Linked DNA regions of Homo sapiens: region 2 is linked to region 1. The links are chromatin loops, found by intact Hi-C in ENCODE. Cell type or tissue: PC-9. All regions are shown on one strand.

Region 1 (8,000 bases):
TGGGTGACTGCATTCGGAGAAGCACACCTTCTCTGCACTCCTATGCATGGTATGTATGTTTGTATTACTGCATTTACCACCTTGTGTTATTTATTGTGTATTTGGCTCTCCCTCTATAAAGACTTGTTCATCTTACAATTTGGATTCCTAGTGTCTATTATATTATTTACTGGCAAGATGCAAGATATCATTGTAAACATTAAATAGTCATTTTGAGCTGTTTCCCAGAAGAAAAATCAAGGATGGCGTCAGTCCTAATATGATTACCAATATCTAAGACGCACTTCTCTCTCTACCCTCTAATATATTGTGCTCTGAGTTATGCTTAGAAGGTGATTTACCATTTCTAAATATAACTGGTACCTGTTTCCTGCACATAAGTCTTGTATAACTGGTTCAAGTTTATTTATTTTTCAGGGTACAGTCCTATAAAATATGTCTTTGTCCTTTACCATGGCCTTCTGTCTAACACACAGATCAAATGTTTGCAAACTAAATGGATCCCACAATTATCTTTCTTCAAAAATGTTATACATTTAACGATTTATTCTTCAAATATTGTATAACTTCTACAGCCTAAGCATTAAGTTTATAACAGTAAATAAGAGAGAAATATCCCTCCTTTAATGACCCAGGTATCCTAGTAAGAGTAAAGAAAGAAATAAACAATCAAAGTAGATAATTTCAGAAAGCAATAAGTGCTAGGAAGTGAAGAAAACAGAATGATGTTCTCTAGGGAGCAGCCATAGGTGTATGCAGGTGAATGGTTGGAAGATCTTCCTGCGAGGGTGATGACTGAGCTAAGATCTAGTAAGGATCTGGAGTGGAGAGCATTCCAGGCAGAATGAAGAGCCAGGACCAAGACCACGAGGTGGAAACAGACTAACAGAAAGAAAGCCAGACCACGAGGCAGAAACAGACTAACAGAAAGAAAATCAGGTCGACTTGCCTAAAAAGAGTGAGCTAGGGAAAAGCATGGCGGAAGAAACAAGGTTGCTGAAAGCAACTCTTATTTTCTTGGCTTTAGAAACCAAGAAAATGCATTTGGGTTTTATCTTAGCATAATGAAAAGACATGTAAGACTTCTGAACACGAAATCTGACATGTTTTACAGACATGTTTTACATGGTTTTGTTTTGTTTTGTTTTGTTTTGTTTTGGGATGGAGTCTCGCTCTGTTGCCAGGCTGGAGTGCAATGGTGCGATCTCGGCTCACTGCAACCTCCGCCTCCCAGGTTCAAGCGATTCTCCTGCCTCAGCCTCCCTAGTAGTTGGGACTACAGGCACGTGCCACCACACCCAGATAATTTTTTTGTATTTATAGTAGAGACAGGGTTTCACCATGTTGGCCATGATGGTCTCCATCTCTTGACCTCGTGACCCGCCCGCCTGGGACTCCCAAAGTGCTGGGATTATAGGTGTGAGCCACCGTGCCCGGCCAAGACTGATTTTTTACAATGAATTTTAAGTAGGACAAGAGTTGGGAGGCTATTGTAGCAGTATAGTCAAGACATGTTGGTGGTCTGGAAAGGGAGAATAATGGATACAGACTGAAGATGACTTGTTAACAAATTGCATATGAGAAGCAAGGTAAAGAGATAATTAAGAATAACATACGGGTACTTGGTTTGAGCAGCTAGAGGGATTTGGTGTCATCTCAATGGGGAAGAATAGGGAAGGAACAAATTTAGGGACAGAAATTCAGTATTTTGTTTATAGAAAGGCTAGCTTGAATTTAATGTCCAAATTCCTTAGTATAATGTATAAGGCTTTAACTTTTTTATTATGACATATAAGCAAATTCCTCAAATATTAAGGCAAGAAAAAGAAAAATGTAGCTAATTATTCTTTCCTTCAATGAAATAGATACTTTATGTTTCTACTCAATTAAACAAATATTTATTGAGCATTCACAGCCAGAAACTATGTCAGGCTCTAGGGCTATAGTAGCGAATGAAATGAAAATATATCAGCTCTGCTGGAACTTGCAACTGATAGGGAAGAAAAACATGCAAAACATTATGCTATGTGTTTATGAGAGTTACATAAGAAAAAGTTTCAGTACGGGAGCCAAGAGCTTAGGGAGCTGACCTTGATTTAGAGATCAGGAAAGCTTGCCCAAGAAACTGTCATTACATTTAGATGATTCGAAGGATGAACAGGCATTGTCTAAGCTAAGGAGATGGTGGAGGGAGAGTTCCAGTCAGAGGACATAATCTATACCAAAACCCAAAAGTGAGAGAATGCAGTAGATATTATGAACCATAAAATGTTCCATATGACTGTATCTTAGAGTGTAAGGGGCAAAAGTGGCGTGAAATATGGTTGCAGAGGCAGGAAGAAGTTATGGAGTATGTTGGTAAGGAAATAAAACACTTAAAGCAGAAGAGTGGTATAAAATAATTTGTATTTTTAAAAGACTAGAATGTGTAAAAAGTTAATTTTCAAAAAAACCCTTATCAGGCAGATTTTGTTATTATCCCCATTATATATGTTAGAAAATCAAAGCTTAGGCTGTTTCAGAAACCTGTTCAAGGCATAGCTAGTACTCAAACCAGGATTTAAATCAAATTTGATTTGATTAAAGTCCATGATTTCCCACTACGCCTTGCTGCTTTATAATTTGCTAGTTCTTTCTGCTGTATCTACACAATGGTAGTCATAGTTCTCGAATATTTCCTACTATTTGCTTACGCCATTTCATAAAACATAAAAGCATCCTTCAAGATACTGGGAACATGAATTTTCTTATCAAACTATAGTAACCCCTGTAGTGGGACAATATTTTGAGGTAGTCAATGTAATGTTTACTCTCTTAGTTCCTTTTGACCTATATCCATCCACCATTAAACCAAAATGGTGAAACACATACAAATGTACACACACATATGTACAAGCACAGAGAAAGGGAGAAAGAGAGAGAGAGAGAGAGAGAAATAACAGAGTAGATTGAGTTTCTGATTTTGGAGCTGTTCGCCCCCTCTCTCTCCTTGATATAGACAATAGTAATGAAAGCCCTGGATTTCAGTGCCTAGAATCAGACACCCATTGAGGTTTTATGGGATTTTTAGAGCTTTATTGTAAAAATCACATTTTAAACATTGGCAGACTCAAACAGCTTATATTAACCACAGGGAAGGAAGGATGTATAATAATGAAGCAATTTTATTGGACATTCAGGTAAGAGAAAGAAGGAAAGAGAGGGATAGGGGTGTGTGGCTGTGTAGGAGAAAGAGAGAGAGAGATAGAGAGAGGGAGAAACTTATTTTGTTAATTTGGCTCATTCTATTGTGGAGGATTGGTAAATCGAAAATCTAATGGGGTAGCCTGGCAGCCTGGAGACTCAGCAAAGAGTTGCAGTTCAAGTCTAAAGGCTGTCTATTGGTCTTGTTCCTTCTTACTCCATGGAAGATAGTCTTTTGTTCGATTGCAGTCTTGAAATGATTGAATGAAACCCACCTACATTAAGGAGGGTAATCTGCTTTACTCAAAGTCCAGCTGTTTCAATGTTAATTTTACTACCCTCACCCTGTGCCAAAAAAACAAAACAAAACAAACCTTCATAGAAACATCCAGAATAATGTTTGACCAAATATGGGCACAATGCCCCAGCCAAGTTGACATATAATATATCCGTCACTGAAGGACTTTGAAAATAGTAGAGATTTGCCTGACCTTCAATCTGGACTCTACGGAAAACACCCTCGCTTGAGAGTAGACATCATTGTGAAGTAACCTTGAGAAGAAAGTAAAAGAAACAAAAAAGCTGAGACTGAACTAAAAATGGGAAGTAACTGGGTTACAATTGTAAAATGTGTTTTATTCTACTATCATGTTTAAAAACAGATCTACAGAAAAGTTAACTTTAATTATAAGGAATAAAAATATGTATTCACACATCTGATTTACATTTGTAATTCTAAAATTATGACTTCACTGTAGTGTTCTGGGCATCACTCTACTAGTACCCAGTCCCTCTATTAGAAATGTTTGGATGTGATTTCTTTTTTCCCTACTATATATGAGAAACAGGCTTGATTATGTTTCTCTGTCTAAGCATAGTTGATAGATAGGTGCTAAATTGAAGTACGTGGCGTGAAGTCTCATCAAACGTCAAAAATTCTCAGATTTAACGTCATTTCATCAAAGTAAAAAACAACAAACTGATAGTTCACCATTTTGAACATGGTTAAAAGTAGAACAAATATTAGAAATCAACATATAAGAGCAGTCAAATAAAAAAACTGTTTTTCACTTACAAAAATTGTTTTGGATGAGTAATGTTTTCCTTCAGATTTTGGACACGTACCTCCACAAAAGAATCCATTTTTAAAAAATCACGACTTTAGTTTTTGCTCTTTGAGACAGCCAGGCAAAGGGAAAATAATATGAGCTTTTTACATTGTGTGAGTCACATTTTACTGTAAGTACAGAACATATTTTGCCAGTGAAAAATGACATTAAATGTGTCATTCTTTGTTCAGTAGCAATGACCCAGTTATAGCTAACCATTTTGTGTGAAAAACTTTGTGCCTAATGAAATATGCAAGAAGCTCCTCTGATTCAGAAACCCTGGAATCCTGAAAATGCATACTATGACAGGCATCAGGAAGCTGGTAATGGTTGAGGCTGTGAAAAGAATGTCAAAGGTAATGCTGAAGGTGTCAAAAGACAATTCAGAGCCAAGTACTGAGAATTTTCTCAGCAGTGACACTTCCAGCCTTATTCAGCTTCATCAGAAGGTAATTTCTTCAAGGCCTTGTAAACTTAAATGGGAGCATTAAATATTTAATTTTACAATTACAACATTAAATTCTCTTGCCATTTCAGCATTTTGATGTCTCTGTACAATCAAAAAACCTAATTTCTTTTAGTATAAACAGTTAAATAAAATAGTATTCAATTATTTTTAAACTAAAATGATCCAAATGCAGTGAACATTTTCTTTGAGAGAATGTCTTAATTCTTATATAGTGTTTTACTGTATCCATTCCTTTGATTTACTGAGTTTAAATCTACTATTCTTATTTTAATCCTATATAAACACTTTATTCTTAATCCCATAGAAAAGACTGATACCTAAGAATTCATTTCATTGTTAGTAATTGACAGAAAAGAAAACAATCTATGTATAATGATCACATTCTGCCACTAAGTAATGATGAGAGCTTGTATTTACTGAGCAGTCAATATGTCCTCAAACTGTGCAAAGAACTTTACTTATTTTATTTGCTGTTTATAAAACATAATAGTATAGGCACTATTGACACTTGTATTTGAAAAACTAAAATAAGGCTTATGTAGGATAAGTTGCCCAGAGTCATATAGTGGAACCTGGGCTTGAACTCTGGAAACTCCAGCGCAAACTCGCTACTATAAACAGTTTTGCTGGGGAATAAACTAACAGGAAACAGGCATGTCCATCATCCTCAATTGATTGCCTAAGAAAAAGAAAGATTTTAAAGTTTCCTATTTAATTTAAAATAACCAAAATTGTTCTAAATGAGTAATCAACATAGGTTCTATCAATTTAGTGATAGTATGAAGATGTAATTTCTGTTTGTTTTCTTTGAAATACTTGCTAGAAATTTGAAATATTTGTTATTTCTTTGCTCTTACTACCCAAGGTTGAGCCACAGTTGTCTATTTAAAAAAAAAAAATTTCTCTAACTATTCTTGAATTTAATTTAACCTAGAGTACTATATCTCTACAACCATAAAAAATAGTGAAAAATAATTTGTAAGGTAGCCAAAGAAAGGAAAATCTAACTGAACTAAACAATTTGATAAAATTTTTCAGAATGATATACGTCACAGTAATATCTTCTGAGCAGTATACAATTAAACTCAAACTGCATTAACAATGACCATTAATAATAGGCTCAGCTTTAATAATATGAAACAAAAACTACATTCAAAAAATACCTGAAATTGTAAATGACCCACTCTATTAATCTATTCTATTCTATTTGGTATTCTTAGATTTCTACTTCTGAAGACTAAAAGTAACATGACATCCCATCCCCGAGTTATCTTTGTTAAAAAGTGAAAATGAAAAATAATAAATTTTATTTTGGCCAGGCGCGGTGGCTCATGCTTGCAATCCCAGCACTTTGGGAGGCTCAGGCAGGCAGATCACCTGAGGTCAGGAGTTCGAGACCAGCCTGGCCAACATGGCGAAATCCCGTCTCTACTAAAAATACAAAAATTAGCCGGGCACGATAGCAGTTGCCCGTAATCCCAGCTACTCGGGAGGCTGAGGCAGGAGAATCTCTTGAACCCAGGAGGTGGAGGTTGCAGTGAGCCAAGGTCATGCCATTGTACTCCAGCCTGGGCAACAACAGCAAAACTCAGTCATAAATAAATAAATAAATTTTATTTCATAATACACAAACCAAACTAAAGCTTTTTACTATTTTTTAATTTTTTTATTGAATGGGCCAAAGTTGTTCCAAAAAACTTGTTCATTAAAACACAAATTAAAAGAAGCTTCAGTTTCTAAAATTTGGAAGTGCTTTGTTACATCAGACATCAAACTAAGAATTAAAAAGGTAAGAGGAAAAAATTTCAGTCCATTGACTTACTGTAATACAGTCTCTACATTCACCTTTGTTTCAAGTAAAAAAGGAAGAATATTTTATTTTCAAAGACTATAAACCTAACTTTGAATTGGGGTCTCACTCCTTTGAAGATTCCTTATTACGTAACTATAAGATATTCAAATATATATTGGGAATTAGTCACTATACTTAATAATTTTATTTAATAATTGTAAATCAATAACAAAGGAAAAAACTCTGTAAACAGTAGAGAAAAACCAAGTTTTAAATTATAATTAACAAGTATGATAATACTAAAAAAATTGTATTAATTTTATCATTAAAATTTACCATAAATACTAAATAAAAGTGATGATATAATAGTAACAGGGGATATTGACTGAGAATTTACTACGATGTAGGCACTGCTCTAAGCATTTATTGTATAAACTCTTTTAACAATAGAAAGTTCTTTTCCTCATTGATATTTTTGCAGGTGAGGAAGGGGTAATAGAAGCCATTATTAAGAAGTGAAGAGTAGTAATATATACCAAGATAAGTCATCATTATTTTGTGTTTTACAATGCATAAAAACATTATTTCCTAATACATCTGTATAACATGATCTCCTGGTTACAGCACTGCCAATTTGGAAATGTTTAATCCATTGTGGGCCAATACATTCAATAGCTTTTTTCAATTTTTCATTTTAAGTTTATTCATTTATTCATTTGACAAGTATTTCTTGGAGGCCTACTGTGTTACAGGCACCGGCAGTGAATCCAGATGGGAAGAAAACAGGCAGTATTAAACCAATCACCACAACAATAAATGTATAAATATAAATTGTGATAGTTTCAATAAAGGGAAAGCATATTTTATTAGGAAAACATTAAAGAGAAACCAGTTTTGACTGGGCCGGAAAGAGATAAAACCTCACTGAAGGTTTGGAGTCTACTGTGCTGGGGGGACTGAGGTGAGGCAGCTGCAGCCTAGAGCTAGCAGATGAAGGGCTGCCTGCCTCCCTGCTGGTGTTCACCACAGCAGCGAAGCCAAGGCAGTTGTAGGGGGAACGGGGGTTCCCTGCTGAAGACTGTGTGCACTGTTGCACTGGAGTTGGTTTGGGACCAGGTATGGGAGCTAAATGATGAGAACACATGGTCACGGAGAGGGGGATCAACACACACTGGGGCCTTTCGGAGGGTGGAGAGTGGGAGGAGGGAGAGGATCAGGAAAAATAACTAATGGATACTAGGCTTAATAACCTTGTGATGAAATAATCTGTACAACAAACCTCTGTGGCACAAGTTTACCTATGTAACAAACCTGCACATGTACCCCTGAACTTAAAATAAAAGTTGAAAAAAAACCAAAAAACCTCACTGAATGAGGGATATTTAAGTAGAGCTTTCATGATAGGAATTGCCAGGCAAAGGTTTCAGAGAGGAGCTTTCTAGGCAAG
Region 2 (8,000 bases), 100 kb after region 1:
CCAAATACATGCAAATGGTAAAGCGGGAGAATTTACCCATTTGCCCAGTCTCATTCAGGGTGGCACCAAAAAAGGAGGCGACACTTAAACTGATCATTACAGGATAAGGAAGATCTGAGTAGATGGGGGAAGAGACGAAAATGCTGAAACACATAAACACAAACACACAGCATGTTTAGTTGCCTAGCATAAGATCTTCGGAAAGATGCTATTTTTTTTAAAGACACTATAAATTAAGATAACACCAGATCTTAAAGTGCCCTTATGCATAATTAATATATTTAATATGGTGAAAACGAGAGACATTTAAGTTTCACAGAGGAGTAATAGCTACCATGACTATGTGAAAAAATTCTAAAGAAGAAAATGCATTAGAGATTGGAGTACCAGATATGATAGCAGAAGCTATGGCAATGGCTAAGTAGAAACTGAAAGGTAGAGATGGAAAAATAAACTGTTTTGAAGATATGATTGCTAGAAATTGACAAATGAAGAAAATGAAATGAGGTCCTACCTATTTGTTTTCTAACCTGGGTTAAAGAAGCCATCAGTTTACACAAGGAACACGGGCTAATTGTAAGGCTGTCTTAAGAAGGCAGGTCTGGATCTAAACACACTGAATTTTACAGGAAGAAAAAGAAGTTAAAATGTCAACCAAATAGAAAAAGTTCACTATGGTGCTCAGGAGAGCGGATAGGGCTCGGTTTGTACATTAGGGAATCATGAGCACAAAACTGTTAGCTAAACCTTGGGAGTGGGCAAAATTACCCAAGAAGAAAATGCTGAGTCAATAAAAAAGGCCAAGGTCAGAAATTTATTGAATTCATATATTTAGGGAGTGAGCAGATAAAGTGTCAAAAAATAAAACTGACAGAAAAATAAAAAAGAATGTCAATGGTTCATATCATATACAGCAAATGGAATAAGAGTGTATCAAAGTGGATGGAAAACCATTCTAAAAGGATCGAATGCTGGAAATGGTCATGAATTTGGCTGACTTTGACAGAGGAATTAAAGCAAAGTATGGAAGAGAAAAGTTAATTGCCAGAGGAATGCTGTGAAGAAGGGGGAAAGACATAGGGTGCCCTAAGAGAGAAGACAAATGATTGGCTAGGACTGTGGAGGAGATAAGAGCAGAGGGCACTGAGGACAGGTTAGTCCAGGAGAGGAGTATGGACGTATCAGTCTCTGAATTAGGAGACATATTGCTGACATATGCAGGAGCACATCCTGTTTGACCAATGGGCATTCAGAACCTAAATGGCTCTTTTGGAAAGTAGTGACGGAAAATCCAGCCTCAAGTCACATATATAATTGAGACTGATGATACTTCCAATTGAGCACTGCAGAATAGAAAACTCCTCTTCTCCCTTTCTAAAGAGCTTATCAAAGACACTCTGGGAACCCCAAAACATTGGGCTTCTTATGGGCTATTTTTTATACCTGATTCATAAAACACTTCTACATAAATACACTGTTCCATTGTTCCAACACATGACAAGTAAAATTTATAAGTGGTATATTGGAATTTTAACATGTCTTGATTTAAAAATATAATTTAGTAGTTTAAAAATCTTAAAACAAATTTTAATTTTCCAAACCTCTTTTTTAAGAAAAGGGTAATCTTTACTAACCCCGGGGTCATGACTAAAAGGTTGAGAAAGGTTGAGAATTTCAGTTACAGAACATAAGCCTGGGAAAAATGCCTAATAATACTTTTTAAATGTTTGTAAATTATATTATAAAGAATAATTTCAGTTGGGCACTGTGGCTAACACCTGTAATCCCAGCATGTTGTGAGGCTGAGGTAGGTGGATAACTTGAGGCCAGGAGTTCAAGATAAACCTGGCAAACATGGCAAAACCCCATCTCTACAAAAATTAGCTGGGCATGGTGGCCCATGCCTGTAATCCCAGCTACTCGGGAGGCTGAGGCATGAGAATCACTTGAACCTGGGAGGTGGAGGTTGCAGTGAACCGAGATCATGTCACTGCACTCCAGCCTGGGTGACAGAGTGAGAGACTGTCTTAAAAAAAAAAAAAAAAAAAAAAGATATTCTATTTCGCATGCTATTAAAGCCTGAAGAAAGAATAAACTCTATCTGCAGGATGAGGGAGTTCAGATAGACATAATTACAAGTATATTTTCATGTTTACAATTATAAGACTTCCAAAACAGATACTTAAAAATCACTAATAGATGTTCATCTTTCTGGAGTGGTTGGACACCATTACTTCCACAGGCTCACACTGGGGTCTGTAATTTTATTTCTGCTCCTTGGGATGGTTCACGGTTTCCCTCTAGTTTGGAATAAGTCATGCCAATATGTGAACATCCACAGTTTCTGCTACTCAGCTCGGTTTTGTTTTCCTTCTTCCAATCTTATGACCTATGGAACATGGAAGGCTTCTTTCTGCTTTATAATTTGTGACCAAACTTTATGATTTATTCCAGTGCAATAAAGGCAAGAAAATTGATTTTTCTCATAAGAGTGCATATTTCCCTTTCAAGAAATGAAAAACTCATTTGTGGTGGGGAAGAACACTTAGCAAAAGCACCAAAAGGAAAGGAAGCTAAACTATTGGACTAGCTTGGACAAGTGATTTAACTTTTCGGAGCTTAGTTTCCTATCCCTAGCCTTTGATAGGATTAAATAATCCTTTCACAGGATTAAATAAGGAATGAATGAGATTGTGTGCATAGACTATCACTGTGCCTGGCACAGAGTAAATAAATTACAGAGTTAATAAATTACCATTCATTTCTATATGAAATTATACTCATGCCATTATTGTGTCACTTTGTAAGGACTAATATTAACTAGTCATATAGCTCATGGGGTTTAACTTATTCAACCACACCTTTCCTACCACAGCCACTGCACCCACACACCCCAATCACCCATCGCCTCCCCAACACATACACACATGCGTGCACACACAAACACACGTACACACACCTTTCAGCTCAGGGATCTTAAGTGAAACTTCATGAGAAACAAAATAAAGAGACATTTTATTTTCTTATTTGCTATTAGGAAAGAGAAGTTATAGCCCCTATGGGCATTATTGGGTAATCGACACTCCGAGTGATGAATCCAAATAAAAGCTTTCCTATCCCTATTTACCGCATGCATTTAAGATATCAAGCTGATACTCTATGCAATACCTTCCAAACAGACTACTGCAAGCTATTTCTTTCTAAAACACATTCTTGAAAACAATCAAATTATAAATTAATCCTTAAAGATTGGAAGATTGTAAGCCATGAAATAGTACAGAAGCTTGCAATTAAGATCATAAGCAGGAGATTGCCAAAGAGATGCCAGAAACTATGTTACATGATTAGCTATAACCAAAGGGAGAAAAACAAGTATATATGTCCCTGAAGATAATCCATGAACACAGAACAAGTTACAGGGGAAAAACACAAACTGTGAGGCCTCTAGCAACAGTCTATTAAATGCTAAAGAGGCAAATCAATCCAATAATGTAAACGGGATATTACTAACTAGTAAGCTAAGAGCTTTTACATTCACTACAAGTGCATTTTGCAATAAATGAGAAGTCATGTACAGCCCCTGGTGTATTTCCCTCCCACTCCTTCATATCTGCACTCATTTTGAAACTATTTAGAGTCAGAATATAGCACTACAGCAGTGGTCAGATCTGGCACAGAATTCTTTAATGATCATTTCTAAGAATGTACAGTATATAAATTCTTAGAGGTACCTAGCCCGAATTTCAAGTGTTGAGTTGCTCTGGCAGAAATACCTTATTTTGAAATAGATTGTGGCAGGACATGTAACAAGAAATAAGTTATTTCCCCAAATAACACTGAAAACACCTTTGATCCTTAACCTCTCAATGCTTTCTGGTAACTTAAATATCTACATGAAAATTTTGCATTACTGATGTATCCATTGTGTTCACATGCTACAGTTTTATAAATGCCCATAAATACCAGGGCTGTGTTTTTCACTACAGAGTCCACAGGAGGTTTTACGTTTGTTTGTTTGGTCTTATTTTGCTTGTGGGAAGAAGGAAGCGAAGTATAGTAAATAAACCATTCAAGTTTTATTTATTTTTTAGAACAATTGCTTTTAGATTTTCAGATATTTGATGAATCTGAATGTTTTCATCAAATAAATTCATGAGCAAGGCATAGTCTAAGTTTCTGACATCATTTGTAAAAACCACAAACACATTGCTTTGGCCATACTGGACCCACTCAGTCATCTAGTCACACCTTTATTTACTCATTGCAAATAAATGCATTGTACCATGTGTCAGACACCATACTAGTACTGTGAAATGGGAAAGTGACCCCCAAAATGGCAAAATCCCCACCCTATAATGCATTGCATCCTAGTTGTAAAGACAAATACTAACCAAATAAATGCAACATACGTATAGATATGAAATTACAAATTACTAAGTACTATAAAATAAAAGTGCAGAATATTTTGAGAAAGATTAACTGTTGAGTAGTGAGTTCAAGATAAAGGGCATTTAAGCTTAAATCTAACTTCTAAAGAAGTAGGAGTGGGGTAAAAGATTAGATGCAGGAGAGAATTGAAAGATGAACTGGAGTGAATTATGTAATCAGCAAAGTGCTATTTTAGAAATCAGAACACCAGAGTCCTAATTAACAGCATGACCAAATAAGGAGATTGAGAGTGAGGCACTGTCTCATTCTAAAACTCTTAAGTTTTTGTAAGTATTCTTTTCTTCAAAGATTGGTAAATTGGTGTTTTTTAAGAAAAAATAAAATATTTATTTGAAGTGTTTATTTTGTAAAGACTGCATTTAATATTTTTACTTACCAATGACTAATAGTGAAAACTTCTGCATATTTTACACATGCAGCTAGAATTTTATAGTAACACACAGTATTTTCAAAAAGCTAGAAGAGAAGATTTTGAATGATCACAACATAAAGAAATGACAAATGTTCCAGACGAAGAATATGCTAATTAGCTTGATTTGGTCATTACACATTGTACGCATGTATTGACATATCACTCTGTGTCCCCAAAATATGTAAAATTATTATATGTCAACTAAAAATTAAAGGGAAAAGTCACACAAAAGAATAGTACCGCAGCATGTTAAATAATAAAGTCTCTTCAAATAATTGATACCACCTTGAACTTTTAAGATGTTGTCACTGATTGTTACGAATAATTCTCACTAATGCACATATGTCTTATTTACAAATAGCTATATTAAAGTGAAATTATATTGTCTTTATACATGAAATAAATCTGTGAATAAAATGGAAAAAAAATAGCTAGGAATGTTAATTCCCCAGAATTTGTCATCGTCAGGAAACCTCTCATTCTCAAGGATGATAGTTCACAGATTTGTTCACCTTTCCTTAACATGTCAGGAAAATTATAATCATTAAAAAGTAAGTCAACTTATCAATATCAATAGCATTTTTCTTGGCTGAAATTCTTTACCTTTTATTAGAATTATATAATTCTATGAAATCTTCAGAAAATATCCACTAAAATCAACCAACCTCATTTCTATCAAGGTCACACTCCAAGTTAGAAACAAGTCAAGGCTTGTTTTGTTGTTGCTAAACTCTTCCCTATATTTGCCATATCATAATCATCAACCTCTTGCTCAAAATTCAACTTCGAATCATTTTTTCCTCACTGCAGTAAAACGATTTGTTTCAAAAAATTATTAGTAGTCACGTGAGTTCAGCCTACCTCTTAGGCCCTCCCCTGAAATTCCTTGATCTTAGATCATAATCTATATCTGCTGTAACAAAATGCGAGATATTCCTTCTAAAACTAAGATAAACAAACAAGATGGAGAAAAGATAAATGAGGGTCCTAATGTGATTCAGCGCACATACAGAAAGGTTGCAAATTTTTAAAAAACTGGCTCTTTTGTGTTTATTTATCACTGATCTGGAAAAGAGAGCCCATAATTAATAAATCAAAAAGACGATATAAATTTAGCCTCTTATACAAAAGATATTAATTAAAAGGTAGATATTCAACATGCCATAAACTAATCATCATCAATGACATCTCTTCCTTACATATTTCATTTTAAATGCTTAAGTATGTATTTGGAAATATTACATGCATATTTTCTATATTTCCTACACTGTGGCCCTCTAGCCTGTAATGATTTTCTTCTCATTTTTTAGCTATATAAAGTTAAAATTTACTTTAAACCTTTAACACTAGGCCTGGAAAAATATAACTCTTGCTTGAACAAAAGATCTAAGATTGGGGGAACACAGGAGATGCAGAAACTACACTTCCTTGCCACCCACACCTCATTTCTTGCCCAACTAGATACAGATTTTCTGTACAAAGGACAGGACCCTCAGATACATATATAAATCTAAAGAATAGGGGAAAACAGACTTGTGCTAAGGAATTTGGAAAACCTCAGTATTTACCTACAAAGCTTTACAGAGCTTCTTACAGCCTAGCATAGTAAGGGAGTAGCCAAATCATTTCTGATGCATTAAAGAGGATGGAGCTGCTGGAACTCTGAGCACAAGAATGAGGGACCAAACAGCAGCAACCTGTTTACTCTTCTGAGGCTGAAATAAAACAATGGATGTGTCAATAGCTGATAGGTGGAGATGTGGCCAGTGGCCAGTAAAACCCAAAGCTCGTCTCTTCCCAACCCTGTGTAATCCTTGTGCTATCTCAGCTTACCTCTCACACCCCAGCCCCCTGGGCAAAAGGAAGAGAAATCCTGAATTCAATGCCATTTCATTTTTGCCATGCCAAAGAACAGAGATCCCAATTACAAATAATTCAACAACAACAAAAATGCTCCTCTTGTGGATTGTCACCCTCTACATAAGAGACTGGGCCAAATGCTAAAGATACAGATAAATTTAAGGAATAATTTCTGCCTTAAATTCGTGTTACAGTTAGTTAGGAGACAGAGTACAGGCACAACAAAATTAAACAAATATATAATGCAAGTTGTACAATGTAACAAGACCAGGTAAGCCATAAGATGGCTGTAGTCCCCTATTTTGCCTCCTTTCCAGAAGAATAATGAGCTTAATGTTTAAGTGTTCAAAACTGTGGTGCTGTAAATGCTTTCAAATCATGTGTCTTCATTCACATGATTTACCCCTTGAGCCTACTAAACACGCCAAATCTTAAAGTTGTCTTATAGTTACGCTGAATCTTTCATATCTGCCAGATGGCTTAACTATACACTAATGAATATAGACCAGTGTATGGGAGAGGCTGGAATGAAAAACTAGAAAATTTGCCTTTTTACCCAGAGCCATGAGATCAAGCATTCTTTCAAAAACCACTAAAGTTGATGTAATATGTTTCATTCTAATTAGGAAAAAAATCACAATATTTATGATTTGTACATAATTCAGAGGGTCTTGATATTTCATTAAAACCTAGCATTGAATGTGAGACATACCAGCAAACATTACCTTAGAAATTATACTTATATTGAACTAAAAACAAACATTTGTAGGAAATAACCTATTTGCTATTTTCTTCTCTGGATTTTAGGACAAAGAAATCATTAACTGATAATAATCATATTGTTGTTGGGATCTATTGATTTTAAATCACACTCCCTGGAGTTATGATCTGTAAGCAAGATCATTTTCCTTTTTTTTTCCATCAGTAAGATAATTTTCTTAGAAAATCAGCTCACCTTGCACTCCTTGCAGTTCTCTGCTTACTTAAGCTCCAGAACACCACAACTAATTGTGGGAGATAATTACAAATGCTTTTTGTAAAAAATATCAAAATTAAAAATAATTTATAGAATTAAAAACTTTTAAAAATTAGAACTTGAAAACCTCTTAAAATAATCACACAGGATAAGAAACAATGTTAGAGAAAAATGAGGGTATATGCATACTCTCACTTATAAGTGGGAGCTAAATGATGAGAATTCATGGACACAAGAGGGGAACGACAGATACTCAAACCCACTTGAGGGTGGAGGGTGGGAGGAGGGAGAAAAGCAGAAAAA

The links. Hi-C counts contacts between places; a loop is a spot of excess contacts. Peaks named below come from ENCODE experiments on the same cell type or tissue, not always from the same donor. Only the 100,000 strongest peaks of a DNase experiment are listed, where the experiment ranks them.
Region 2: a loop joins it to region 1, with 2.0 times the contacts of the local background. A loop is called at or near these places in 1 of 110 quality-filtered maps.

Annotation. Positions count from the first base shown.
Region 1 is chr4:164,200,081-164,208,080 of GRCh38, forward strand. The region is part of intron 1 of MARCHF1 (membrane associated ring-CH-type finger 1); the gene reads right to left. Among named protein-coding and RNA genes, the nearest start is that of MARCHF1, 180 kb to the right of the region's middle. In PC-9, no CTCF peak of the experiment used is centred here; a DNase peak (open chromatin) is centred at 4,501; H3K27ac peaks cover 3,040 bases.
Region 2 is chr4:164,300,840-164,308,839 of GRCh38, forward strand. The region is part of intron 1 of MARCHF1 (membrane associated ring-CH-type finger 1); the gene reads right to left. Among named protein-coding and RNA genes, the nearest start is that of MARCHF1, 79 kb to the right of the region's middle. In PC-9, no CTCF peak of the experiment used is centred here; no DNase peak of the experiment used is centred here; H3K27ac peaks cover 758 bases.